Regions from separate parts of the Mus musculus genome. Here all the other regions are linked to region 2. The links are chromatin contacts, found by Hi-C or POLR2A ChIA-PET in ENCODE. All regions are on one chromosome and are shown on one strand. The core of a region is the stretch at or near the end of the contact, and the rest is flanking DNA. Distances in the headings are between cores, read along the strand shown.

Region 1 (6,512 bases), core at 2,427-4,926, 190 kb after region 2:
TAGTTCTCCTTTGCCAGGAACCAGACTTCATGCTTGACGGCCAACGTGTAAATTTCAGACTCTCTTCCCCTCCACGTTTCCATTTTGAACACATACCCTGAATAGTTCTAAATAAAGGTGTTACTGGCCCCAAATAAAGACCAGTTCACCAAGTTGTTTCCTTCCATAACAGTCACCAACAAGAGAGGCAGGAAGCCCTTGTTCCCAGCCCGTGTTTCCAGCTCACGTACACCCAGTGACAACCATGTGCCTCACAAGTTCTCTTCCCCAACCATGTTAAGAACAATATCTACAAAATACACAGAAAAAAAAATGGCACAAGATTCAAGTCCATGAGCGTGTTCCTGTTTGGTGCTGGGGGCTTGAGATTAAAATGCATTCTCTCAATTGTTCTGTGGCTGCCGTCATTAGGATGGGCACACCAATCTCAGTGCAAAATTCTTTTTCATCACTGGCCCTAAGCTGGAACCCCAGCCCTGGAGGGGAGGGAGAGCTCTCTAAACATCTCCAATTACCGCCAATACTTACTACAAATGTTTCTTACTAGTGGAGTTACCAAATTTCTCCGGTGGAGAGGAAGGCCTAGTCTTATTTTTACATTTATGGGGCTTTGAATGAGAATGGTCCCATAGGATCATGTAGGTGAATGCTTGCTCAACAGCAGTGGAACCCTTTGAAAGGATTGCAAGGGCTAGGAAGTGTGGCCTTGTTGGAGGAAGTGTGTCACTTTTTTGAGGTTTCAAACACCTATGACAGTCAGTCCTGCTCCCACCCCCCACCCCCAAATCAGGATCTAGTTCTCAGCTACTGCCCCAGACCATACTGTGTATGCTGCCACGCTCCCCCCACCATGAATAATGGAGTAAATTTCTGAAACTTTAAGCACGCCCCCAGCTAAATCCTTTGTTTTGTTAAGAGTTGCCGTGATCATGGCGTTTCCTGACAACACTGGAACAGTGGCCAAGTCACAGCTTGTGTCTTGTCTTACTCAAAGAAGCAGCAGGAATATTTCTGTTTATTTTCTCCTTTCTCCAGTACACTTAGCAAGGCCGCTTTCCTTCGTGCGTCCAATGAGTCTGCCTTTCCTAGTCCCTTATTTTTCCTGAATGTAGCATTTACAACGATACTGCATTTCAAGTGAAGCATTTGCAGGATCAAGAAGTCAACTATTTAAAAGCGTCCCTCAAAGCAGGATGCTTAGCCTCAGGAGGGGACTCTTCTATTTTCTTTTCAAAGTGTCAAAGCATCTTTCAAAAGGGAGACCTGGATAGAAGCGATAGGCCGGCACATCGAATCTCCAGGACTCGCTTACCGGTTTTCCCATCACAGAAGACCACCCAAGACTAAGAAGGTATGTAAGGATCCAGACGGCCCCAAGCTTCTTGTCCTGACATAACAATCCTAACACAATTCAACTCAATTGTGGACTCCTTCCTGACACCAGGTTACAGCTGGTTCCTGGTCATGTGATCCAACAAAGTAGGTCACGTGAGAAGCCTGCTCCTTCCATTCCAAGCCGGGGTAGGCGACAAGTGATAACACTCAGGCCCTAGCGTCTGCACCACTCAACACTTCTGCCACTCGGTTCAAGCAAGACTTGTAGAGTTTCTGCTTCTGTTTCCGACACCGTGTCTCCTCTCCCCAAGCTTGGCCCACCACGCGTCACAGCGTTATCTTCTGAAAGTCACCCCTCAGAGTGGTCGGCGCCCGAGGCCACGCCCCCCCCCCCCCCCCCCCGTCGCTCTGCGCCGCGCAAGTCCCCAAATCCAGCTCCTGTCCTAGCATTTCCAGGGTTCCCTCTCCCGGCTTCTGTGCTCCGCTCAGTCTCCAGCGATCCCTCCCTACCTCCGCCCTCCATGGCGTCGCTCCTGTGCTGTGGGCCTAAGCTGGCCGCCTGTGGCATCGTCCTCAGCGCCTGGGGAGTGATCATGTTGGTGAGGGGACTAACCCGCGAACGGGTCTGAGGGGTTCTGGGGTTGAAGGGCTGGGACACGAGGAACCGCAAGCCTTAGGAAGCAGCAGACTGATTAAGGGGCTGACTAAATAGCCGCTGGAAAACGAGACGGAACTCAGATCCAGACAACTGGGGAACTGGAGCGAAAGGGTGCTGGGGCAGGACCCTGGGAATGGGAGCCAGCTCGGGCAAATTTGCGGACTCCCCAAGGTAAACAAGAGCGAGGTCCCTGAGACTTGCGTGAGTTGAATGGAGGCGAGGGTGAAGTGTGCTTGCCCCCGAAAACGGTAGCTGAGGCCTTGCTTCCCCAGGGCCCTCAAGGCCGCCACTTCCAGAAATATGAAGTGTTTCATCTCCATCTGCTCCCATGATAATGACGCGCCTCGGAGAGCTGTTTGCCATATACCTCCCTATACCCAGTCACTCTTCCCAAGGTCCTACCTCACGCCCTGTTCCACATGGCTGAGTCCGAATCCAGATACAACCACCAGATACAACTAGCCCTTTCTAGTTCATCTCTGGCGCAAGTGTTGGGCCAACATTAGACAGGGGAGGAGCCTAGGGAGCGACCAAAGAAGTAAGGTAAGAATTTGACAACCTATCTATTCCTTACTCTTCCAGATAATGCTCGGGATATTTTTCAATGTCCATTCTGCTGTGTTAATTGAGGACGTTCCCTTCACAGAGAAAGATTTTGAGTAAGTGGTCGGGTACTTGGGCGAGTTGGGCGTGGATGAGGAGTAGCATGGTTTGGGTTTATGGGGAGGACACTTCTGAAGACTGGACATTTGTGGCCCTAGGTTGGGGACTTCAAGAAGAGGGCTGCTCTCTACAAAGTAGTTGGGTGGCAGCACGCAGGGTCCTAGTTTCAATCCCCAGCGCGAGAGACAGAGACACAGAAAGGCATGTACTTAGGAGCAGTCTTGCAAGCCACGTTTCCATGGCTACCCAAGCCCACCAGCTTAGATGTGGCCTCTTCCAATATTTTGCCTTCCTGCTCCTTGGTCTACCTCTGTAAAATGGTTACCATGATAGAATTCATTTGGTATGCTTCTTGGGAAGACTAATAGGAGTTAAAGTGCTTTAGCATGGTGTCTGATGCATAGAACTTGCATATTGGATGCTCTGAATGGCTGACATTTCCCTGCTCGCTCGCCACCTTCAGGAACGGTCCTCAGAACATATACAACCTGTACGAGCAAGTCAGCTACAACTGTTTCATCGCCGCGGGCCTCTACCTCCTCCTCGGAGGCTTCTCCTTCTGCCAAGTTCGTCTCAACAAGCGCAAGGAATACATGGTGCGCTAGAGCGCGGTCCGCCTCTCCCTCCCCAGCCCCCTTCTCTATTTAAAGACTCCGCAGACTCCGTCCCACTCATCTGGCGTCCTTTGGGACTTGTGACCCTAGCGAGACGTCATCCCTGGCCCTGCAAAACTGCGCCCAGCCTCTGGAGGAGACCGAGGGTGACCGCGCCCCGTTCTGAACTACAATAAAAAGAAGCGGTTCCCCCTAAGCTTGCTGTCTGTGCTTTCAGGGAGGGGCGGGCCCGGGCTGGAAGGGGCTGAGACCGGCCTCATCGAGGAGTCCGGACCCTCCGACGGAAGTGGAATGAAGCTAGCCGGAAGTGAAGCAACGTCTTCCACCTCGTCTTCCTCCGCGCGGCGAGGCCCCTTGAGTGACTGGGGAGAGGTCGGGTCTCGGCCAATCAGCTGCAGGGAGGGCGGGACTTCCTGCGCGGGAGCCCGAGCGGCCGGCTGCCGGGCTCTCCGTGGTTTCCAGCTCGCGTGGTGGTGGTGGCGGCGGAGCGTCTCCGTGAGGAGGTGCGCGGGGCCATGACGTCAGCGTCCACCAAGGTTCGACCTCCCTCGCGGACTGCGCTCCCTGGCGGCCACGGGAGGGTGGGCCCCCTGCCTGGCTCCCGGCTGGTGCGCGCTGGGCGGGGGGCGGGCGGATCCGAGGCTGGGGTGGGACGGCGCGCTGCCGGCCCCCCGTAATGCTGCTCCGCCCCCAGGTTGGAGAGATCTTCTCCGCGGCCGGCGCCGCCTTCACGAAGCTCGGGGAGTTGACGATGCAGCTGCATCCAGTCTCGGACTCTTCCCCTGCCGGGTACGTGAGACCAGCCTAGGACCTGGACTCCGAGATCAGACGCTTGGACTCAAGTCACAGACACGACCCTCTCTAGAGCAGGGAGATAGAGTAATTCCCCTGTGCCTGGCCCAGCTCAGTGTAGGTGGTAATTGTTGAATTAGTGGATGACAGGTAAAGAGACTACCGAGGCCACAGCCCTCCACTGCAAACCGACAGAATGTCTGCCACCTACCCCAAGCCCTGTGGACTCCCTCAAACTGCTGCCACACATCTTTCAAGGGTTGTGTTTGTAAGGCCCCTACTTGTTTCATTGGTTTCCGTTGGGTTGTTTATGGAAGCTGTTACATGATGAAGTGATGTTTTCAAGTGGCCCTGGATGTAATTTCATGTGGCCAGCGATTTGTCCCCAGGGCTTTTTTTTTTTTAAAAGGAGGTCCTTTTTATGAATCTTTGAAAGGTGCCCCTAGAGACTAGGGGGAAGAGGCTGCTGGCTGTGGACGGAATAGCCTGTGGGCTGGTTCCACACATCCCTCTTCCACTTTTGTTATCACCCTTCTCCCCTTCCGACAGTGCCAAGTGGACGGAGACGGAGATAGAGATGCTGAGGGCTGCTGTGAAGCGCTTTGGGGACGATCTTAATCACATCAGCTGTGTCATCAAGGAACGGACAGTGTGAGGGAGGGTGGCTGGCAGAGAAAGGGGAGGGTGGGCAACTTTCTTCCTCCTGACCCATTGTTCTCTCTCAGAACTCCCAGCTCAGCATCTTTCCTACTTTGTTCCTAGTTTTGTTAGCATTTCCTTGAAGACTGAGAGACTGTCACTGTGGCAGTTGGTCGGAAGATCAGGAAATGCAGTGGTCACTAGGGCCTGCAGAGAACTTTATTTTCATGGTGCCCAGATACTCAGTGGTTGTGTTTGATGATAAGAGTTCCCTAGCTATTTATGTAAATCCTTTGAAACTGGCATGTCCAGGGGATGCATTCTGAACTAATTAGTTGGTCAGGTTCTATGACAGTCTCAGTCTACCTTTATGTCACCACAACATACCTGGTGGTCCTACAAAACCATGCATCTCTCCCAGAGGATCATGAAAAGGGCCTTTCTGGCCACTCAGTTCAGGGACTCCATTCATCTTAATCTATTAGCCCTAAGTGGATGCAAAAGTTCTGAACGTGGGGGGGGGGGGGAGGACCCTTATTACACATGAACTGGGGCCTTGACCTGGATATCTACAAAGGAACTCCTAGAATTCCTTCAGAGTGGCCCATTATTCCCTCCCCTCCCCTCTTCCCTCGGCTTCTCTGATGACACCCTAATCTGCTCTCTCTCATCTTCAGGGCTCAGATAAAGACCACTGTGAAGCGAAAAGTGTATGAAGACTCCGGCATCCCCCTTCCAGCTGAGTCACCCAAGAAAGGACCCAAGAAGATGACGTCCGGTGTCCTCTCACCTCCAAACGCCCCTCCACCCAGCAGCTCCAGTGTCCCTGAAGCTGGGGTTCCTCCCATAAAGAAACAGAAGGCTGGTGAGGGCTGTGGAGTTGCTGCCTAGGGTAGGGGTTAAAGGTCCTATCTGAGATTCAATAAGAGAATTGGGCCTGGGTCAAAGAAGGAGAGACGCTTCTCTTCTGTACGCTGGTGATTCCAGAGTGGGTAGAGGGATGTGTAGAGCATGAAGCTTTGGCAGACTGGGAGGAGGGAAAGACAGCAGTCAGGGAAACCTAGAACTTAGCCTATGCCCCCTCCCAGATGTGACACTCAGTGCTCTGAACGACTCCGACGCCAACAGTGACCTGGTGGATGTCGAAGGGCTAGGAGAAACTCCTCCAGCCAAGAAACTCAACTTTGACCAGGGTAGGAGTCCTCCTCCTCCCACGCTGGCTGGGGGTGGGGAACATACTCACCTGGATGGTAGGGGAGGGTCCCCACAGAAAACCCCTTTCTGGTGCAGGGGCCTCAGAAGGAAGATTCAGTGCAGGGGAATGGGTCAGTTAGTAATACGGCGTTTGAGGAGGTGAGGGTTTTCTTGGAAAAATCCTCCACGCTTGCTCCATCTCTGTCCGTTTTCCTTCCTGTTCCAGACAGCCTGACCCTGGACTCTGGCCTCCTCACCACCTCCGCTGATGCTCCTCTCCTCTCCTGCTGAGCCTTCCACCTCTGACCCTCATTGTTCACCCTGGACCTGTGGATCACCTGGGACTCTAAGCAAGGACTGCCTGAGAGAGGGTCAGAGGGCTGCTGGAGCCATCCACCTCGTTCCTGATAACCATGTGCCCTCGCCCTTTGACTTCTGTGTGATGGACATTTTTATACAGAAAATTATAATTAAAAAAGATTCTCTCAACATGGTGCTGCCAGCTGCCGTTCCCTCTCCTCTGCTTCGCCCTCGGGGCTTGGCCCCTTCTCAGTAGCTCTCACCACCCTGCCTGGAGCAGCACAGCCAATATTGGCAGACTCACTTCCCCATGCCAA
Region 2 (6,416 bases), core at 482-2,981:
AGGGTCATACTTAGGGTCATATGGCATATACATAGGGCGCCCCTACGTATCCCCAAGTAATAAGGCACATTGGGACATGGTGGCAGTTAGAACAATCACTCTAATTTCTGTCCCAATTAGGGCTGACAGCTCAGACATCACCTAGGCTGGCTAGCTCTTCTACCTCTGGTTTCTTCCTGCCCTGTATTTTCCCCCAATGGGAGCCCTGACAGAGCCTGTGACAGCCATAACCAGTGTGTCTCAGGCAATTGCCCTGGGGTAACTACAGAGCATCTGCTCTCTACATCTTCCCCAGCCACCTCTTGCCTGGTTAGGGAGCGGGCAGTGGGCACATACTGAGGCTGGCCAAGGAGGCAGAGTAAGGGAATGACCAGGGAGGTACCCAGCTTGGGGGGGGGGGTGCAGCTAAAGCAGATGCCTCTTAGCACTTCCTGCCATTCTCTCCATTTCCTGTGGCCCAGAATTTGATGAGATGGTAGGGAATTATGCCAAGTCAGCAGTCTTTCTCTGGACCATCTACCCCCTCCCTGAAGTACACAACGGAAATTTGGGGGCCTCCCCCCAAGTAAGTGACTTCCCCTTTCTCTGGGGTGTTTAACCTCAAATCCAGGAGGTCAGTCTTCCCTGTGGACATCTCTCTCAGATATTGGTCTTCTTAATGCTGAGATGCCTACTTTCTCATACTCTAAGGGCAGTGGGAGTGGTGGGGTTGATCCCATGTTTTGCAGAAGTCACTGCTCATAATCAGGCCCTTATTCTTGGTCCTCTCCGGCTTGAGGCACATAGCCCCTACCTATTCTTTAGCTCTTGCTCCTTTGGAACTCAAGCATTCACCCCATGTCCTCTTGGGGGTGTTGGGTCACAACAGGAAGTGGATTTTGCTATAGACCAAAAAAGAGAACTCTGGTATCAGTGGAAGGAAGGAGCTTCGATTGCACAGAGAACATCCGGGGAGAGGATGTGTGTCCAGGGGAGATACTACCTCTCCCCTCCACCCCCAGGAGAGGAATACAGTCCAATTTCAGCGAGGGTCCCTACACACTCTTCTCTCTCAAGAAGAAGCTGTTGCTCCTAGCAACCTAGAAGGCAGAAGTTTGGTAGCAGAGCTATCGGGCCCTTGGGACAGGTGGGAGCAATCAGACTGTGGGGTATTGGGCAGGAGGCTTTCCATTGGTTGGGCACGAGTCTAGGGGAATCCCTTCCCAGCATCCAGTCTCCCAGCACACAACCCCTCGGGGCCGGCCACCTGCTCCTCCTTCCTCCGCCCTTGCATCACAGCCTGCACAGAGAACCCAGTAGTCCGACTCCTACATCTCTGCGAGAACCCAGGCGTGGGTTTCCCGATCCCCATCAGGTCTTGCTTTTTGCAGGAGCCCTAGCACGCACGCTCCACTCCAATATCTCAAGGACCAAGGCTTGCGGCCCCGGACCGCTACCCTCTAGGGACCCAGGCGTCCGGCCCCGGGGTTTCTTCCCCGGTGTCCTTGTCTGTGGATCAACCTGGCACACCCCACGAGCAGCCGCCCATGCCCCGCGGCACGGCCCCACCTCCCTTACCTGGTCCCGGGTTTTTCTCCCATGGTGCGCGCGCGCTCGCCGCCCTCCGCCCGCCGGGTTCGCGGCTCGCTCGCAGCCTCCTCGCCTGCTGCCAGGTCCCCGCTCCTCCCCGCGCCACTGCGCACGCGCGTCCTCACTCTTTCTCCTCCTTCCCCTCCCCTCGCGGTCTGGGTCTCGGGGAGCCGGGGCCAGCTGCGTCAGCCGGATCCCGCGCGCCGCGGCGCAGCCCGCCCTCCTCGAGCTGGCTCCGCCCCACGCCTCCGCCCTCCGTTTCCCTCGGGGAAGCCTCCCCGCGCCGTCCCTACTCCCGATCTCCCCGCCCCTCCTCAAGCTTTTAGAACTAGATTGGGCCCCTTTAAAAGCAGGCGGCCGCCTTCGAGGAGATTAGAAGCAGCTGATTGGCCGTTGGTATCCGTAGCCCTGCAGGGATACCTCCCCTTTGTTTGCTTTCACTGTAGTGGAGGAGGGACGGGATCGAGGGGGCGGTGGGAATGAGCTCAAGTGCTGTCTAGTTCTGAGGGCCAAGGGCTGCCCACGTGGATGCACCGTATCAGTTGCGTGATGATGCTTGCTTTGGGACGCGCTGCTCATCCCTGAGCTTGCAGCCTCGTTTGGCCTGCCTTTCCCGCGTTCTTGTGGTCTTCAGCTCCCCCTGGTGTATCGTCTTTGATTTTTTTTTTTTTTTTTTTTTTTTTTTTTTTTTTTGTGCAGGGTCAAACATTAAAACATTTTTCAGACCTTGTCATCTCGACTGTCTATCCTAGCTATCATTCACCCACTCCATCCATCTCTTATTTTCTTCATCCTTCCCTCCCTCTCCATTTCGTGTTAGTCATTGTGCCAAGCCATCGGGACCAAACATGAATTATCATGGCCTAACTTTCCTGGGATCTTTGAGACATAGGAACAGGTATTATATTATGCTCCCAGGAATGCTATAATAGAGGTATGACTCAGAACATCAAGCAACTAAAAGCCCAAAAGCCTTTGCTTGGCCAGCGTGGGGGAGGAGGGAGTGCAGTCACTCACTCCATTGGATGGGAAATTTGAGGACAGACATTCTGAAGGATGGGCAGAAGTGGGGAAAGGACATTCTTTATAGACGAGTGCTTGTGGGTTAGATGGCAGGAGGCAGAGAGCTGCAGACTGTGGAAGGAAGAGACTGCGGAAGGCTTTGTATAGCAGGTGAAAGAAAGAGCCTGAGGATCTGTAGTGTTTATCTAATTTAATGTAATGTAATTTTCTGCTAAGGCCTCACGCATGCTTGGTAAGGACTCACCACTAAGCTCTGTCTTTAATCGCAGCCCAGCAATGATTTGATTGGATTTTGTTTTTCACCAGAGGAATGTCGAGATGGGATTTCTCTTTTCCGGTAACACAGAGCATAGCAAGACCGCTAGAAGATAAGCTAGTCAAGGGAAAACGATGAACAGGGAGTGGAGGGGGAACAGAGGGGCCATATTAGAGGTTCGTTGCTGGGGCAACATTGACTGGGTTTGGCAGAGGGTGAAAAGGGTGACTGACAGAGACAGGTTTTTCTCCTCTTCGGTCTCTTCCTTCTACTCTTACCCATTTCCCCTCAGTGGAATACCTTCATGCCTCTCTCTCCACTTTTCTCCATTTGAAAAACAATGTACACGAGAAAAAAAAATCTCAGATCATCTTTAATTTTTAAACATAGACCTTGTTTAACACCTGCTTACCCCTCCCCCGTTCTATTGTCACATTTTAAGTCTGCTCTTTCATTGTTACAATGTGTTACACTTTATGTGTCTGAGTGCTAGCCTGCATGTAAGCATGGTCATCACCATTTGTGTGCACAGTGCCTATGGAGGTATCAGATCCCCTGGAACTAGAGTTACAGGCAGTTATAAACCTCCACGTGGGTGCTAGAAAGTGAACCCAGATCCTCTGTGAGAACAAAAAGTGCTCTTAACCACTGAGCCATCTCTTCAGCCCCAATATGATTCTTTGAGACAAGGTCTCACTCTATAGCCCTGGGTGGCCTGGAACTCACAGGGGTCCCCCTGCCTCTGCCTCCTGAAGCAACACAGTCAGCTTAAATGTACTCGAGTTCTTAACAGTAAGCTTTTTGACTCATGAATTTATTCAGATTTGACCCTTGCTAAAGATCATGTTCAGAGGTAAGGCAGTCTATAGCTAAAGTGGAATTTGGGGGCAAGGGTCGTAGTTTAGTTGTCAGGGTGCTCGCCTAGCAATCATAAAACCCTTGTGGGAAGCTAGAGAGATGGCTCAGTGATTAAGAGCACTGAATACTCTTCCAGAGGAGCCGGATTCAATTCCTAGTACCCACAGCTCACAGCTGTCTGTAACTCCAACATCTGACACCCTCACCCAGACACACACGCAGGGGAAACACCAGTGCACATAAAATTAAAAATAAAAACAAAAACCTCATATTGGATCTCTGGCAAAACTGGGTGTGGTGGTGAGTGGGGGATCAAAAAGCCAAGGTCATACTCAGCCACATATCAAGTTTGAATTAGTTTGGGCTAATTGAGACTTTGTCTCAAACACACACACACACCAACAAAATATAATCAACAACAATATCAATAAAATAATGAGCTTTTGTCTACAGCAAGGAGAAAGACAATGGTCAGTACAGCATGAAATCTGTATAGCTTAGTGGGTAAATGCACTTAATGTCAACTCTAATGACCTGCTTGCGTTCAATCCCCAGGATTTACACGGTGGAAGGAGAGACCCAATCCCTATTCCCCACCCCCACCCTCACACACAAGTTGGTCTCTGACAGCCACACAGCCACACAAATGCCATGGCTTGAAGGCCCCTGTTACACAAACACACAATTAATACAAGTGCTACTTAAAAAATAAAGTTCAGGGAATGATGCCATCCATGGTGGAAGAGTCTTCACACCTCAATCAACCTAATACAACTATTCTTGCATAGGCAGACAATAGAAGATATGATTGTAGATCACTTCTCAGATGAGTAGATCTCATCAAATTGACAACTGAGATTAACCACCATATTGTTGTTGTTGTTGACTGTCCTGGAACTCACCCTGTAGACCAGGCTGGCCTTGAACTCAGAGATTTACCTGCCGCTGTTTTCAGAGTGCTAGGATCAAAGGTATGCACCACCACTGCCTCACTATATTCTTTAATTTTAAAGGTATGAGAGAAAATCATGTTTTTCCAGAGAAGGTGAAGATGGCTTTGGCCTGGACTGCAGCCATGAGAATCTGGTGGCTGCAAAGGGTGAGGTGCCGCTGGCAGCCTGGAAAGTGTCCCACATAACCAAGGACATGCTGTCATGGCCGTATCCTAGGGCCCCAGAAGAACAGGCCAAGACACCAAGAAGTATAATATGCACATGGAAGACTAGGACAAACTGCATGGGAATGATGGCAGGGTATGGTGACTCTCTGAAGCGCCCTGATCACAAACAACATGACAGGGATCCATGGCATGAACGGGACCTCTCAGACCTGAGGTTGAACTGTGATGGATTCACGCACTGGGACCTAGTAGATGAGGAATCATGTGGACATGTCCCCTCCACCTGTTTCTTGGAATGTCACGAGTAAGCAGCTCTTCAGCTTTGTGGCACTCATGATTTTCATGTTCTGGGTGGGAGAGACTTTCCTCATCCCCAGCCTTTGGGGACAAAGCAGTACTCTTAGATATGAACCTGGAAGGAAGCAGCAATCTTCCCAAAGAACCTGAGCCGGTGACTCACGAGGAGATTGGAGAAGGCTTCATGGGCGTTTGTGCCCTCTAACTAGAACACCCTCACTCCTAGAGATTTAACCTTAATGAATAATTAACTTCATATGAAATGAATAATTTAACCTTAATGAATAATCCTTAATAAGATTCAGAAAGAAAAGGCTGTTCCATTCTGGTACTTTCACTGTTCAGCACTCCCCCTTGTCCTTCTGTTCCTCGTCCCTCTGGGCCCCTCCCCCTCCCCATACTCTGCCTCCTGGTTTCATAGTTTATATATCCATATTGTTAAGTCTAGATACTGCATATGGGAGACAATCTGCAATATTTGTCTTTCTTCCTATCATCCTCTTTCCCCCACTCTCCCCTCCCTTTACATGTCTTTCAACATACAGTTTTCCCTTTACTTCCATGTCATTAAATACATACACATGCATTCACACATACATACACTCACACATACACACATGCACATATTCACATACATATATATGTACATACATACATACACATACACATATATAATACATACACTGACTATGAGAAAAAATATATTTGTCTTCCTGCGTCTGGCTTATTTCACTCAATATTGGTGGTTTTCAATCTGTGGGTCCCAACCTGTTTGGGGGTCAAACAACCCTTTCACAGCAGTCATATATCAGATATATTAAATATCAGATATTTACATTATGACTCATAACAATAGCAAAACAAAAGTTATGAAGTAGCAGTGAAAATGTTATGGGGCAGGAGAGATGGCTCAGTGGTTAAGAGCACTGGCTGCTCTTCCAGAGGTTCAGTTCCCAGTAACTCATGGTGGCTCACAGTCATCTGTAATGGAATCTGATTCCCTCTTCTGGTGTGCATGAAAACCAGAGCACTCATATACATAGAAAGAGAGGGGGGGGGGAGAAAGGAAGGAAGGGAGAAAGGAAGGAAGGAAGGAAGGAAGGAAGGAAGGAAGGAAGGAAGGAAGGAAGGAAGGAAGGAATTTTGTGGTTGGGGTCGCCTCAACACGAGGCAATGCACTTCTGTATTTGCTGAAGCATTAGGAAGATTGAGAACCCCTGCTCAATATGTTCATATCCAGTTTGATATAGTTCCCTACAAATTACATAATTTCATTGTTCTTTACAGCTGCAT
Region 3 (6,773 bases), core at 3,086-5,585, 240 kb before region 2:
GAATGCTGGAGGATATCTTCACTTAGAACTGTACTGTTGCTGGGTGTGGTGGCACAGGCCTTTAATCCCAGCACTTGGGAGGCAGAGGCAGGCAGATTTCTGAGTTCAAGGCCAGCCTGGTCTACAGAGTGAGTTCCAGGACAGCCAGGGCTATACAGAGAAACCCTATCTCGAAAAAACAAACAAACAAACAAACAAAAAAGAACTGTACTATTGTAATTACCTGTGGACCCATGAAGGGCAAGGTTCTTTTTTTATTTGTTTGTTTGTTTAAGATTTTATTTTATTTTTATTTATTTATTTATTTATTTAGAGACAGGGTTTCTCTGTGTAGCTCTGGCTGTCCTGGAACTCACTCTGACTCACTCTGTAGACGAGGCTGGCCTTGAACTCAGAAATCCGCCTGTCTCTGCCTCCCAAGTGCTGGGATTAAAGGCGTACACCACCACTGCCCAGATATATATCTCTATCTATCTATCTATCTAGATATCTATCTATCTAGATATCTATCTATCTATCTATCTATCTATCTATCTATCTATGATGAGTACAATGTAGCTGTCTTCAGAGACACCAGAAGGCATCAGATCCCATTACAGATGGTTGTGAGCCACCATGTGGCTGCTGGGAATTGAACTCTGGATCTCTGGAAGAGCAGTCAATGCTCTTAACCACTAAGCCATCTCTCCAGCCACGTTTTGTTTTGTTTTAAAGACAGGGTCTCACTATGTAGTGCTGGCTGTCCTGGAACTCACTATGTAGGCTAGCCTAGCCTTGAACTAGCTCCACCTGCCTCTGCCTCTCGAGTGCTGGGATTAAAGGTGTGGGTCGCCACACTCAGTTGAAGGAAAAGGTTCTTAAGAAACAAGGTATGGAAGGCAGCTAGGAAGTGTGTGTGACTAGGGGTTGGTAATGACATGGAGTAGGAAGAAAGCTTGCCCATGGTAAAAGTTAAGGAAGGTATTAGGTAATGAATGAATGAGAACCTTCAACTGTGGACATATAAAACCTGAGGACATTCCTACTTTAGAAAAGCTAAGTGTAATTACGAAGCCATTAAGTACAAAAAAACAAGAACTCCATATCCAGAGGCAGGGGCAGGAGGATCTCTGAGCTCCAGGCCAGCCTGGTCTACATAGTGAGTTCCAGGACAGCCAGGGCTACATAGTGAGATGCTGTCTCAAAACAAAACCCCACAAGTGCAGCATCATGGAGTATGGCAAAGTGGGAAATGCTATAGGCCTTACAGCTTAGCTATTCAGCAGAGTGTTGTGTGGACAGTAAGCCCTGGGCTGGTTCTTGGAGACCTGAAGCAAGTGATGGGCTTAGGCTAGGCCTGTGGAGATATATGCTGGTCGTGTAGCATGGAACAGGTCCAAGTAGGATAGTGGACAATCTGAAAGGGTGCTAAGGTCTTTATCCTTCATATCTTGTGTTTGCTAGGGTATGACAGCACAGAGGGCTGTGTCCCTCAGAGGAAATCAGGAAGAAAGAAGGAATGAGGAACTCTGGTCCAGAACTAGTGGTCAGAAAAGCAGTTCCTGGGGCCTTTGCCTACTGGTGTCTAGAAAGAAGGAGATAAGAGAGCAGGGCTTAAGGTTACAGCTTAAGCTGTGCTGGAACATTGATAGTGAGGGCTCCACAGAGTTCACACATCTCCCTTCATCTAGGTGGACATGATCTCACTGGCCAAGCAGATCATCGACGCCACACCAGAGCGGATTAAACGAGAGGACTTCTCAGAGTTCCCTGACGCTGGAGCCTCACCACGGGAGCACACAGGCACCGTGGGGCTCAGTGAGACCATGTCCTGGCTGGCCAGTTACCTGGAGAATGTGGATCATTTCCCCAGCTCAGCTCCTCCCAGGTGACCAGCTCACCATAAAGCCTCCCAGTTCTTCTGCAGGGAAAGATGGGAGGGAGGAAGTAGGCTTCCTCATAGCCAAAGCACCGTTCTGGCTGAGGCCCTGGAGTGGTGAGAAGGGACCTGGGCAGGCTGGTGAACTCTAGAGCCACTCTTTACAGACTCTGGCTGAGGATCGTCCTTAATAGCCACCTCTTGCTAGGATAGGAGGGATTTAAACCGCTTTGTGATATCCTTTCCTTATCCCCCACAGTGAGCTGCCCTTTGAACGAGGTCGCCTCGCTATCCCCCCTGCACCTTCCTGGGCAGAGTTCCTCTCTGCATCTACCAGTGGCAAGATGGAAAGTGATTTTGCCCTGCTGACTCTCTCAGATCACGAGCAGCGGGAGCTGTATGAGGCAGCACGAGTCATCCAGACAGCTTTCCGAAAGTACAAGGTTAGACCTAGGTTCTTGGGATGAATTGTCCTTGACAGGGAAGACTATGGGCTCCCATTGCTTTTGTGGAACAAGCACTCACTCAGAGGCCTTAAATAGGAATGAGAAAGAATGGGGGGCGGGGGACACAGTACTTGCCACCAAGCCTGACAACCTAATTCTGATCCCTGGAATTCATGGTGGAAGAAGAAACTGACTGCTTCAAATTGTCTTCTCGTGTCCACACACAGGCAGCCTATATACACACACACAAAATAAGTAAATGGTTTTTAAAAAGTTTTAAGGAGGAGACTCTGGGAGGAAGAGGTGGTCCAGAGTCTACTAGGTGGGCCTTGAGAGGCTCAGACGGGGCCTCATTCTCTTCCTTTAGGGTCGGAGGCTGAAGGAGCAGCAGGAGGTAGCCGCAGCGGTGATCCAACGTTGTTATCGGAAGTACAAGCAGGTTAGAGCATTTTCTCAAAAGTATACCAACACGCGTCCACCTAACCTATCTATCTCTGTGCTATGAGAGCCCTAACGTCCCCTCTCTTTCCACAAGCTGACCTGGATTGCACTTAAGGTATTAGGCATGAGATCTGGGTGTGAGTAGTCTGATTCAGCCGTGGGTGGGTCAGAGAACGGGCTCTACATCAGCCTAATTGAAGGGTGACCTTCAGAGGTTTGGATTTCTGTCTCTCCATTTCAGCTCCTGTCCCCCCTCTCCTTCCCTGCAGTTTGCACTCTATAAGAAAATGACTCAGGCGGCCATCCTGATTCAGAGCAAGTTCCGAAGCTACTATGAACAGAAGCGGTTTCAGCAGAGCCGCCGAGCAGCGGTGCTTATCCAGCAGCACTACCGCTCCTACCGCCGCAGGCCGGGGCCTCCTCACCGGCCCTCAGGCCCCCTTCCTGCTCGAAACAAGTAGGGACCACCCCTTCCTGCCCCTATACAGCCCTCAGTTTACCTCTTTGTTAATGCCCACTACCTCTATCGGCCCTCCAGCCTTTCCCTACAATGGTCTTAAAGTGGGGACTCTTCTTTCCCACCAGGGGCACCTTTCTCACCAAGAAGCAAGACCAGGCAGCCCGGAAAATAATGAGGTTCCTGCGGCGCTGCCGACACAGGTTCTAACCCCATCCTTACCTCTCTGCCCTGACACCTTTTCTGATCCATCAGTCTCCTCTGACTTGGCTCTGTCTCTCCGCAGAATGAGGGAACTGAAGCAGAACCAGGAGCTGGAGGGGCTGCCCCAGCCAGGACTGGCCACCTGACCTCTCCAACGCCTTTCTTCAAAACCCTGGGAGCCCCTTCTGGCTGTCTAAACAAGGAGAGGGCTTTCGGGACTAGGGGAGCCCCCTGTCGGCAGCTCTTCACCCCTTCACCTTTTTGGGAGCCCTTCGTAGAACCCCCGCCCCCAGGCCTTACACGTTTCCTCCCTTCTGGTTGTGCCTCCTCTTTTGGTCTCCGGCTCCAGAAGACCCACGCCCCACATATCTGCATCTTCAGCTGTGACCTCCGGAGCCCTGCCTGCACCTTCTCCATATCCCCGTTCCTGCCTGCACCTGACTCGGACCTTCCTGACTTGCCTTATTTATTTGTTCGAGAGTCTCTGATGAATGTATCCGCCTCGGTCCCCACCGCTGCCTTCGCTGCGCGCGCCCTCGTGTTTCAGGGGTGACTGCCCCCACCTTGACTCCGCATGTTTGCGTCTGTTTCCTCCTTTCCTGGCCCTGTCTTCCCCATCACCCTGACTCTCTGGTCGCCCACGTAGGGGCCAAAGAGGAGGGGGTGTACATAGGATCGCGAGGCGGAGTCCCGCTCCCGTGGGGAGGGGTGTGTACATAACTGTAACATACAGAGTATAGTGAAGAATCTATTTAAGGCGCTGCGCGGCCGGGCGTCTGATTCCCTGGCGCGGCGGGAGCCCCCGGCTGGCTCCACGAGCACTTTCTACTTGTGCATGGGCTTGGTTTATACGAATTGCCATTAAACGTCTCTGCACCAGCTAGCCTCCGGCCTCTCTCTGCTGGGGGCGGGGTAGGAAGGTCGCCACGCAAGTCGCCGGCCTCATCTCGCTGCCTTAAGCGGGGCGGAGCAGCGCGGTTTTTCGCTTCCGACGTGTTTCCGGCCTTAAAGGCATTTCGTCCTTCCCTTTAAGACGCACCGCCCCCTCTCACTCATTCCCAAGATGGCGGACCTACTGGGCTCCATCCTGAGCTCCATGGAGAAACCACCCAGCCTCGGTGACCAGGAGAGTCGGCGCAAGGCCCGAGGTGAGGATCCCAGATTCACAACCGCGTATCTTCGCCCGATTCTTGGGACCACACTCTTCCCTCTTTGAATAATGCCACCTCCTACCCTAACAGACCCCCCACAGGCCACTTCTGAGACCCTCAGAGTCCCTAAAAGGCCTGTCGGCCCGCCCGCTGTCTTTTGCAAACAATGATTGGCTACCTCAGCCTGCCTTCTACCTCCAGTCTCTTCTTCCTATCCTCGCCTTTTACAGTCCTTGTTTGCGATTGGTCAACGGGCCTGCCTGTCTGCTGTTGGTGAGCTCTGATTAGTAGGATGCCTTTCTTCCGATTGGAGGATGTCGTATCCATCGCCTCGGTCCCGCGAATCTCCAGTTCTATTACGATTGAGTTTAGGGCACGCCCATCCACCCGTCTGTTCCCCTCTATTGGCTAGCTCAGCCAAAAGCTCTACCTTTAAAGTGTTACCTTTTCTGACCGACCTCAGCCTCAGCTCCTCCCATTGGTTGGCTGGATCCTCCTATCTTTATGCCCCTTCTTGAGTTGACCCAGTCCCTCATACCTTCCACCGCCCTTTCCTAACTATAGCCTTAAATTCCTGTGCTGCCCAACTAGATCGTGATGTTGATTGGAGAGATGAGAATGCCCCGCAGGCTCCGATTCGCCATCTCTCCTTCCCAGCCCCCGCGCTGAGTAGCTAACCAGAAAGCTCGCTGGGGTTTGGCAGCCAGGGTAGGGTGCGGCCCGAAGTGGCCTGCCCTGTATTGGCTTGGAGCGCATGTGAAGGACTTTATAGAAAGGATAGCCTTAGGTGCATCCAGCTCCCAACCACGTGAGCCTTGGTCGTGGATAAGTCTCCTACCCGCACCTACTACCCATCTGCTCAAAGGAGGCAAGACAGGATGCTTTCAGAATGTTCAAAGACTGTTAAATATCTGTACTCCCTTATTTACAAAACTTGTGAAGCCAAAGATGCTCATCAAGGAGATTATAGACCATGTCTGGGACGTTTATTAATGATCATACGGAATTTTAATAACCAATTAATATACATGTGTAGGAAAGATTAATTGGGAGTCCCAGGCTTGTCTGAAATGAGCCGAGCAACAAAGAATAGGTAACTCAGTAAAGGGAGTGCAGTCTGTTCGAAAGCTATGGGAAAGCAGAGCTTAATAGGAAACAGGAGTTAGAGTTACTTAATGTTCAGCTGAGTAATAGGTGTGCTCCCATCAGCCGTCAGAATAGGAGGCTTTAGCCACTTGCCTCGGGTCTCAGGTTACTAAGCTGAATTTGGAACCCAGATGTGAGCTCGTAGCCTCAGTGTTCTTATGCTACCTCCCAAGATGCAGAAAACACTGGAAAAGCAATCAGAACACAATGAAAGGCCAAGATAGTGAAGTCAGACAGACGAGAGCTTCTAGTTTGTCAGGTCTTGGACTCTGACGTCTAACTGGACAGGTGAGCAGGGTCAACCCTCCAGCAGCTCATAGCCTGGTAAGGGAGACAGGGGGAAAAACAAAACAAAAAACCCCACGTCTTTAGCAGTGAATGTGCTTAGAGCGTAGAGGAAGTCTTGACTCACGGTGAGGATTCAGTGTTTGCTGTGAGAGGAGGAAGAGCATTCCAGAGAGAAGGAGCACGTGCAGAAGCATGGAGTGACTAGAAAACAGGAAGAATTCAGTGCCACTTTGGGGACTCAGTCCTGTGGAAGAAGCAAGCTTGGATTTTGAAACACCAAAAGAAAGGGGAAGGGACATTTGAAGCTGAGGAACAGGAGGAAGATGTGTGCCCAATCACAAGAGGCAGCAACCCCCTACCATGGGAAGCGACAGGCAGGATAAGGAACCAGGTTAAAAGTAGCTGAGCGGGCTGGAGAGATGGCTCACGGTTAAGAGGACAGACTGCTCTTCCTGGGAACCTGAGTTAGATTTGCAGACTCCACATCAGGTTCCTTACAACTGCCTGTAACCCCAGCTCCTGGGGGGAATCTGACATCTCAGATCTCTGTGGGCACTCGGATTCATACATAGACGAATATGCATAGTTAAGATAATAAAAATAAATCTAAGGAAAAAAGGTAGTCTGGTGGCTGGGAATGTTTCTCAGTCAGCGGTGAAACACTTAGCATATGGAAGACCCTAGGTTCAAGTCTCAACACCACATTTGTCAGTCCTCGGCTAGCATATCTGTAAGTTTGAGGCCAGCATGGACTCCATAGTGAGTTTCAGGTCTGCCTGGAA
Region 4 (7,113 bases), core at 2,373-4,872, 210 kb before region 2:
GGCACCACATAAAATCTTGGGGCTAGAGGGGACAAGCAGAGATAAGGGAAGTGAGTTGGGGGGGGGTAGGAGGGGAAAGCAGAACTGGGAGGGGCGAGGCGTTTGCTATAGCCTTATATGGTACTGGAGGCTCCAAGTCTAGATAACCCAACCCCTCACCTGCTTGCTTTGAGTTCTTCTGGCTCTTACACCTCTTACACCCCACACACAAAGTCAAGTTTCCTTTGTTCATCTCTGCTTTCCAGCGCCTGCTCTACCCTACCTCCTTTGCTTGTGGTTGGTTGGTCATCTTTTTTTTTTTTTTTTTTTTTTTTTTTTTTTTTTAACCAAGCAAAGGTGGCACCTTTCCGGTTCTTTTTTGAACCCTTTATCTACTCACTGGGTTCAAAAATCCTTCAAGATGAGGCCAGCTAGGAGAAAGGCCCCTTCTCCTGCCCTTACCTTTCTGATAGTCATGGGTAGGAATCTGTTTCAGTTGCTCTTTGGTAAGTCGGTTCCGCTGAAGCCGTTTCCGGTGCTGGATGCAACGAACTATCTAGGGATAAGGAAGAGTGGACCAGGCTTAAAAAATGATTGGAAAATGCAATAAACCCTCCCCTCTACCGATCCAGTCTGGCATCGTAAGTTCTCCTCAGCTACTTACCAATACTGTTCCCATGGCCAAAACCAGTAATCCTACAATCCCAGTGAAAGGAATGAGGTAATAGCCCAAGGGGAAGCTGTTGTCTGGAACCAGAAGCACCCGAGCCCTGAGGAGAGAGAGACACAACCTCAAGCCAGGTAAAATAGGGTTACTGGCTTGGGACAAGGCATAATGAGGAGAAAGTCAAGGCAGCCGAGGAAGAGCCTGAGCCTGAGTGGATTGAGAAGAACTGGAAGAAAGCATGCGTCCTACCCCTTCTCGTAGACAAAAAGGGCTCGTAGGTACTCTGCGCTTCTCTCTCCAATAAATACAGATGGGATCCAGATCTGCTGTTGGATTTCCTCTGTAAGGAGCAGGATATTAGGGATTTAGCCTTCTGTTCCTCAATTCCCTGAAACTGGCTTTTGGCACTTTTTGCAGATCTCAACCAATTGCCCTCCCACTCAACTCCACGGTGCACCCAGTAGTGCAGGCTTCTTCCTTACCGCTGTTCCACACCATGTTCAGCAGTTCATTGGAATTCACATTGTGCACCACAGCTGCACCATACCCAGCCTTCTGAGCATTTAGGACCTAAGGAGGCCAAGCGGGAGGGATAGAGCTGTAACCCTTGCCCTTCATTCCTGGTGTCATGTACCCTGCTTACCACCTCCCATTCCCCATTCAGCAACCTTGAGGTCAAAGTTGCAGTCGAATCTTCGAAGCAGTGCAATAAAGACTGACCCATTGACCGGGGCTGAGGGTGGTGGGGCAATAGGACCGCAGGCATTTTCTGGGTGGGCCTCCACAAGGAACCCCTGAGGGATAAAGGCAAACATTTTCATCTTTAGTTCTGTCTTCCACAGGACCTACCACACATAACACTATATACTACCTGCATTCTGCAGCTCTATCATTGCTCATTCTGGAGGTCTGAGCATCCCACCCAACACTGAATCTACAACTCAGACATGGTGATACATGCATTTAATCCCAGCACTTGAGACTACTGTGAGTTGGGGACAGCCAGAGTTCCAGAGTCCAGTCTCAAAAAAAAGAAAAAAGAAAAGGGATCTCTCAGCTTTCTTGAAGATGCAGTTACAGTAAACTACATCCCTTACCAGAGGCTCCCTTAACTTCTCAAGCGTAGTTTAGTTCTGCTTTTAAGTTTCCCACCGATAGTGGTTCACCTTGCTACTCATTCATGGCATTTTCAACAAGTTTCATTTTCCAATTAGCCATCTTACAACTCTACTGCTAACTGTGGCCGAATGAATTCTTGCTATGTGGCATGAACTTTGTAGTGAACTACTACAGACATGCTTATCACACTGGCACGATAGCCCTAGGTTAATTTCTATTTCTCATTTGACTCAGAACCCATAAAAAGCTGTCCATGGCCATCTATACAAACAGTAAGTTGCTCCAGAGACTGCTGATAAGCACCTGCTTTTTATCTTAGCCCACTCTCAGACTCCCTCTTAAACTTGGGAGTTCTAGGGGTTGTAGATGGTTCAGTGCTTAAGCGCACTGGCTGTTCTTCCAGAGAACCGGAGTTCAGTTCCTAGCATCCATGTAGCAGCTCACAACTGACTGTAACTCCAGTTCCAGGGGATCTGACACTCTCACACCTATGCATATAAAATAAAAAATGTTAAGTTCTAGAGGTGGGCACTATCTATTATCTCTGGATTCTGGACTCTGCGCGCTGGACATGATCATGCACTTAGGTTTTTCTGGATTGGGGACACTTTTTTTTTTTTGCTGGAGATTCAACCTAGAATCTCACTCATACTAGAAAAAGCACCCTATCATTGAACTATCCGCAGTCCACTGCATTCCGCTGCTAACTCCACTACTTCCTACCTCCTGAGCACGGCCACTTCGCCCCTACCCAGGATCCATATAGGGAAATGGGGAAAACATCACCTGCAGTCCCTCGTCGCTCAGAGTGGCCCCAAACAGAGCTGGAAGGTCTGCAAAGTCCATGCTGGCATTGTGCTCCGAAGTCTGCAGACGGAACACTACGTGTTTCAGTCTGAACCCCATTCTCAGCACCCTGTCCCCGTCCGACCCTCAGACTCACCGCTCGAATCAGCCCTCGGACAGGGGCTGCTCCCCACAGTACAGTAGCCACGACAACAGGAAGCGGGAAGGCCGCAGGGTGCATGGCAGCGGGAGGGGTAAAGCTGCGAAGGTCGCGTTCTGATCGCAGGAGCAGAAGCCGAGTCCTGCGCCCTCCTCTGCCTCTCCTTCAGGATCCCAGGGGTCCAACCACCCCTAGGTCCCACTTCTCAGCTACATGGGGGCGTCGGGGAAGGAACTCCGATTCAGGGAGTGAGCTATCAAACCAGCTTAGCGGAGCTGGTAGGGGAGACAATGTATCTTTCTCTAGTACAGAAATAGGACAGAATAGGAGCGAAGGCAAACAGGTAACAACAACAACAAAAAAACTTCCGGAAGGGTAGGAGAAACCTCAAAGAGGTGGGACTTCCGGCCAGGTAGACTGTCTTCCTATGCCCCTGGAAAAGGGTTTCCGGTAAGAAAGGCCAATTCCAGTATTGGACGCTCAGGACGGAGGACTTCCGGTCCCGAGAGGCCGGTTGAAAGAAATGTTTGACATGTAGAAGGAGCCTGCGGAGATGGAGGGAGCTTCGATGCTCAGGAGACGATCTAGTTTTTTTCCCTCAGTCCCTGAGATCCTGGAGCTGCCCTGTTTACAAACCTCTCCTTCGTCTGGCCGCCACGGTACGTTCAAAGTATCGCGAGAGTGCTTGCCACCACCCTCCCTCCACCCCCCCACCCCCTTTCGCCGCTGAAATATATCGCGAGAGGCCTCATAGCCCGAACTCGGCTGATTCACTTGCTCTCGCGAGGTTTTCAAACAAGCTTTTTTTTTTTTTTTTTCCCCGCGATTCCAATTCCGGAGGGGCGGGAATTTAGGGTAGCTTCCTAAATCGGCCACGCCCCTTCATCGTGCATCTTAGCCCCGCCTTATTCCCCGGCTGCCTTTGCGCTCCGAGCCTGCGCCCGCCCCAGCTTCCAGCTGGAGCCAGATTTGCCTGTCGGAGGGGCGTGCGCGCGCGCGCCCTCACCCTGTTGCGCGCTGGTGTCACCTTGGGCGCGAGCGGGGCTGTACGTGCACGGGACCCAAAGCCGAGGGCCATCAAGGGGCGATGGCGGCGACGGCGAGTCCTGGGGCTGGCCGGATGGACGGGAAACCCCGTACCTCCCCTAAGTCTGTCAAGTTCCTGTTTGGGGGCCTGGCTGGGTAAGCTCAGGCCCCAGTGATGGGGGAAAAGGAGGAAGGGACGGGAGCAAGCACCTGGGCCCAGTGTAACTTGGGGTGTGTTGCAGTAAATTGAGCCGGTGCAGGGTCCCTGATGGGTTGCCAGGATCTATTCATCCTTTGCAGGGACCCAACTGTGCTGCATTCAAGGATCTTTACCCTGTGTTTCCACCACCTTTGCTTCGTTGTGCCTGTTTGGGTGGTGGGTATAGGTCATTAAAGGCTTTGTTATAGGACTGCTTGGAGTCTTAGGATGGGGACGCCCTCTCCACCTTTCTTTAGATCGCCTGTAGTCCTAATTCTGCTTGAACCCTAAAGAACTGCCTGAGGCTTTTTGATTTGCATGCCCCTTACTGGGCAACTGGACTCTTTTGCTGGCACGTTGCCCTTGATGCACACACTTAACACACATGCCCACCAGCCTCCTGAATCCTTAGTGGCCCTGACCTTTGTAACTTCTTGCCAGGTTGCAGTAGAGCTGGAACCACTGACCTCTGATTCCCTTTCCTGCCTCACTTCAGGATGGGTGCTACAGTCTTTGTGCAGCCCCTGGACCTGGTGAAGAACCGGATGCAGTTGAGTGGTGAAGGGGCCAAGACTCGAGAGTACAAAACCAGTTTCCATGCCCTCACCAGCATCCTGAAGACAGAAGGCCTGAAGGGCATTTACACTGGGTACTGTGGCCTCAAGTTGGGGAGGGAAGTTGTTGGTTGGCAGGTCCAGACCTTGGCCTGATGTGCTGACATTTCTACTCTTCAGGCTGTCAGCTGGTCTACTGCGCCAGGCCACCTACACCACTACTCGCCTTGGAATATATACTGTGTTGTTTGAGCGCCTGACTGGGGCTGATGGTACACCCCCTGGCTTTCTTCTGAAAGCCCTGATTGGCATGACTGCAGGTGCAACTGGTGCATTTGTGGGAACGCCAGCTGAGGTGGCTCTCATCAGGATGACTGCTGATGGTCGGTGAGTTCCGTTTCTGAGCTTAACTCCAGCCCCATTCCTGGACTCTAGGATGGTGTTGTTAGTCTATATCTACATCAGGGCACTTACCTATTCAGGCTTCCCTTTCTTTGTTCCATGGACCCTGGTCTGTCCTGATCTTGGCCTTTCCCTGCCTTTCCCCCAGGCTTCCAGCTGACCAGCGCCGTGGCTACAAAAATGTGTTTAATGCCCTAGTTAGGATTGCCAGGGAAGAAGGAGTCCCCACACTGTGGCGGGTGAGTGCGAGGGTTGGAGTCTTGGGCCATGCTGGGTTAGATCTCTGGCACTTTTGACTGTCTCCATTGCCTCCACCCTCCACCTCCAGGGCTGCATCCCTACCATGGCTCGAGCTGTCGTTGTCAATGCCGCCCAGCTTGCCTCTTACTCTCAATCTAAGCAGTTCTTGCTGGACTCAGGTGAGAGACCCAGAGCTGAGAACTTGAGCCTGGCCTGAGCTACCTGAGAGTTGACTACCACCTTTTGCTTCACCTCCCAGGCTACTTCTCTGACAATATTCTCTGCCACTTCTGCGCCAGCATGATCAGTGGCCTCGTTACCACTGCTGCTTCCATGCCTGTGGACATCGTCAAAACTAGGTGAGTCTGCAGCCTGGGACTGGAGAACTTGGGGAGGCCCCCCTTTCTGGTTTTCATGTTCATACTGACTCTCTTTCAGGATCCAGAATATGCGGATGATTGATGGGAAGCCAGAATACAAGAATGGGCTGGTGAGGAGGGGGGGGAAGGGGTGCCCTGGGAGGGATGCGAAGGGAGCTAGGGACAGGGGACAGAGCCTGGACCAGGACCAGGGCCTAGCCCCAGCACTTGCCTGCCTGTCTGTCTAGGATGTGCTGCTGAAAGTCGTCCGCTATGAGGGTTTCTTCAGCCTGTGGAAGGGCTTCACACCATACTATGCCCGACTGGGCCCCCACACTGTCCTCACCTTCATCTTCTTGGAACAGATGAACAAGGCCTACAAGCGTCTCTTCCTCAGTGGCTGATCTGGCATGGTCCCAGGACTAGTGTGCCAGGCTTCCAAGCCATCCACTGCTATTACAGTCGCTATGCCCTGGAGGACCTGGATTCTGCTACCCTGGGCTATTCTATTTATTTTCCCTCTCCAGTGTGGTTTTCTCCTTTGCGGTAAAGAACTTAGTCTGTTCTCCCCCTACTCCAGCCTGCCTGCTGTGCTTGCCTGATGCTTAGAATCACTTTGCCCCTGGCTCTTCCTGAGGAGACCTAAGACACACACCAAGGATTTCTAGTCTCCTCTTGGGTGTTAGATTCAGGGCACACCAGACAGCAGATCCCTCTCTCTGGGGAATCCAAGGCAGAGCTGAGGAGACAGGAGAAAGCAGAAGCTGTCAAGATGACAAAGGGTCTATGGTGGAAGATGTGGCCTTCCTCCTCCCTGAGGACTTAATAAATTGGATTGAAATACCAACCCCAAATCTGGATAGTCTTAAGGATCATAGGGGGAGGTAGCTGCACAAAGAAGCTTATATCTCTGGAAAACAAACTGGAGTTTTAACAAAATAATTAAAGAAAGTCACCTACTGGTTTTATGAAAATGCTGTGTAAAGTCGTAACTCAACAGCTGACAGAAAAGAAGAAGAAGCAGCAGCGCTGGGCAGTGGTGGCTCAGGCCTTTAATCCCAGCACTCGGGAGGCAGAGACAGGCAGATTTCTGAGTTCGAGGCCATCTTGGCTATACAGAGAAACCCTGTGTCAAAAAACCAAAAAAAAAAAAAAAAAAAAAAACCAACAACAAAGAAGAAGAAGAAAAAACTGGGCCTTGTGCATACTTGCAAGCCATTTGTCCCAAAATGTGGCTGACTCACAAATTATATCACAGTTGTCAGGAAAAGCCTCTGGGATCTGCCTTTTCAGCATCAAGAGGGAAGGGACAACAAGTCTAAATTGAAGCAGGGCATAGTGGTGCTTGCTGTTTATCCCAGCACCCAGGAGGCAGATTTCTGAGTTCAAGACCAGCCTAGTCTACAAAGTGAATTCCAGGACAGCCAGGGTCACAGAGAGAAACCCTGTCTTGAAAGACCAAAGCAACAACAAAAACCCCCTGGACTTCTATGGGCTAGAGCCACAGTGGTTGAGTGAGAGGTTCAGAGCTCTTGGGGGATATAACGGAGTCAAACCCAAGGATTGAGGCAAAAAGAATATTGATCAGAAACTGGGTTGGCTAGAGAAAGTGATTATTTTTT

What was found. A loop is a pair of places that touch in the nucleus more often than their neighbours do. ChIA-PET counts read pairs that join two places held with the same protein, here RNA polymerase II (POLR2A).
Region 1: POLR2A ChIA-PET joins it to region 2 with 11 read pairs in embryonic stem cell. The contact joins the promoter of 0610010K14Rik here to the promoter of Arrb2 in region 2. POLR2A ChIA-PET finds 5 or more read pairs at or near these places in 4 of 5 experiments (Patski and embryonic stem cell).
Region 3: POLR2A ChIA-PET joins it to region 2 with 27 read pairs in embryonic stem cell. The contact joins the promoter of Spag7 here to the promoter of Arrb2 in region 2. POLR2A ChIA-PET finds 5 or more read pairs at or near these places in 3 of 5 experiments (Patski and embryonic stem cell).
Region 4: a loop to region 2 is called in a map of left cerebral cortex, with 2.0 times the contacts of the local background. The contact joins the promoter of Slc25a11 here to the promoter of Arrb2 in region 2. A Hi-C loop is called at or near these places in 1 of 37 maps with a recorded cell type or tissue (left cerebral cortex). POLR2A ChIA-PET finds 5 or more read pairs at or near these places in 3 of 5 experiments (Patski and embryonic stem cell).

What each region holds. Positions count from the first base shown.
Region 1 is chr11:70,235,078-70,241,589 of GRCm38, reverse strand. It overlaps 0610010K14Rik (RIKEN cDNA 0610010K14 gene), which reads left to right and starts at 3,676. Exons shown (of 6, transcript NM_145758.1): 1 at 3,676-3,806; 2 at 3,965-4,059; 3 at 4,612-4,713; 4 at 5,379-5,566; 5 at 5,790-5,894; 6 at 6,126-6,386. The coding sequence starts at 3,786. The coding sequence ends at 6,130. Rnasek (ribonuclease, RNase K) reads left to right here and starts at 1,738. Exons shown (of 3, transcript NM_173742.3): 1 at 1,738-1,934; 2 at 2,576-2,652; 3 at 3,120-3,467. The coding sequence starts at 1,857. The coding sequence ends at 3,261. Gm40191 (a long non-coding RNA gene) reads right to left here and starts at 2,579. Exons shown (of 3, transcript XR_879979.3): 1 at 2,396-2,579. Alox12 (arachidonate 12-lipoxygenase) reads left to right here. Exons shown (of 14, transcript NM_007440.5): 14 at 1-133. It also overlaps Mir195a.
Region 2 is chr11:70,427,895-70,434,310 of GRCm38, reverse strand. Arrb2 (arrestin, beta 2) reads right to left here and starts at 1,731. Exons shown (of 15, transcript NM_145429.5): 1 at 1,558-1,731. The coding sequence starts at 1,580. It also overlaps the pseudogene Gm12314.
Region 3 is chr11:70,666,978-70,673,750 of GRCm38, reverse strand. It overlaps Spag7 (sperm associated antigen 7), which reads left to right and starts at 4,335. Exons shown (of 7, transcript NM_172561.3): 1 at 4,335-4,554. The coding sequence starts at 4,470. Camta2 (calmodulin binding transcription activator 2) reads left to right here. Exons shown (of 23, transcript NM_001190376.1): 17 at 1,671-1,867; 18 at 2,118-2,301; 19 at 2,672-2,743; 20 at 2,840-2,860; 21 at 3,015-3,202; 22 at 3,331-3,405; 23 at 3,489-4,288. The coding sequence ends at 3,552.
Region 4 is chr11:70,643,548-70,650,660 of GRCm38, reverse strand. It overlaps Slc25a11 (solute carrier family 25 (mitochondrial carrier oxoglutarate carrier), member 11), which reads left to right and starts at 3,622. Exons shown (of 8, transcript NM_024211.3): 1 at 3,622-3,893; 2 at 4,433-4,585; 3 at 4,671-4,877; 4 at 5,041-5,131; 5 at 5,221-5,311; 6 at 5,392-5,491; 7 at 5,571-5,622; 8 at 5,740-6,642. The coding sequence starts at 3,799. The coding sequence ends at 5,895. It overlaps Rnf167 (ring finger protein 167), which reads right to left and starts at 3,426. Exons shown (of 9, transcript NM_027445.3): 1 at 2,709-3,426; 2 at 2,552-2,632; 3 at 1,315-1,440; 4 at 1,129-1,216; 5 at 896-986; 6 at 644-749; 7 at 442-535. The coding sequence starts at 2,792. Gp1ba (glycoprotein 1b, alpha polypeptide) reads right to left here. Exons shown (of 2, transcript NM_010326.3): 2 at 6,675-7,113.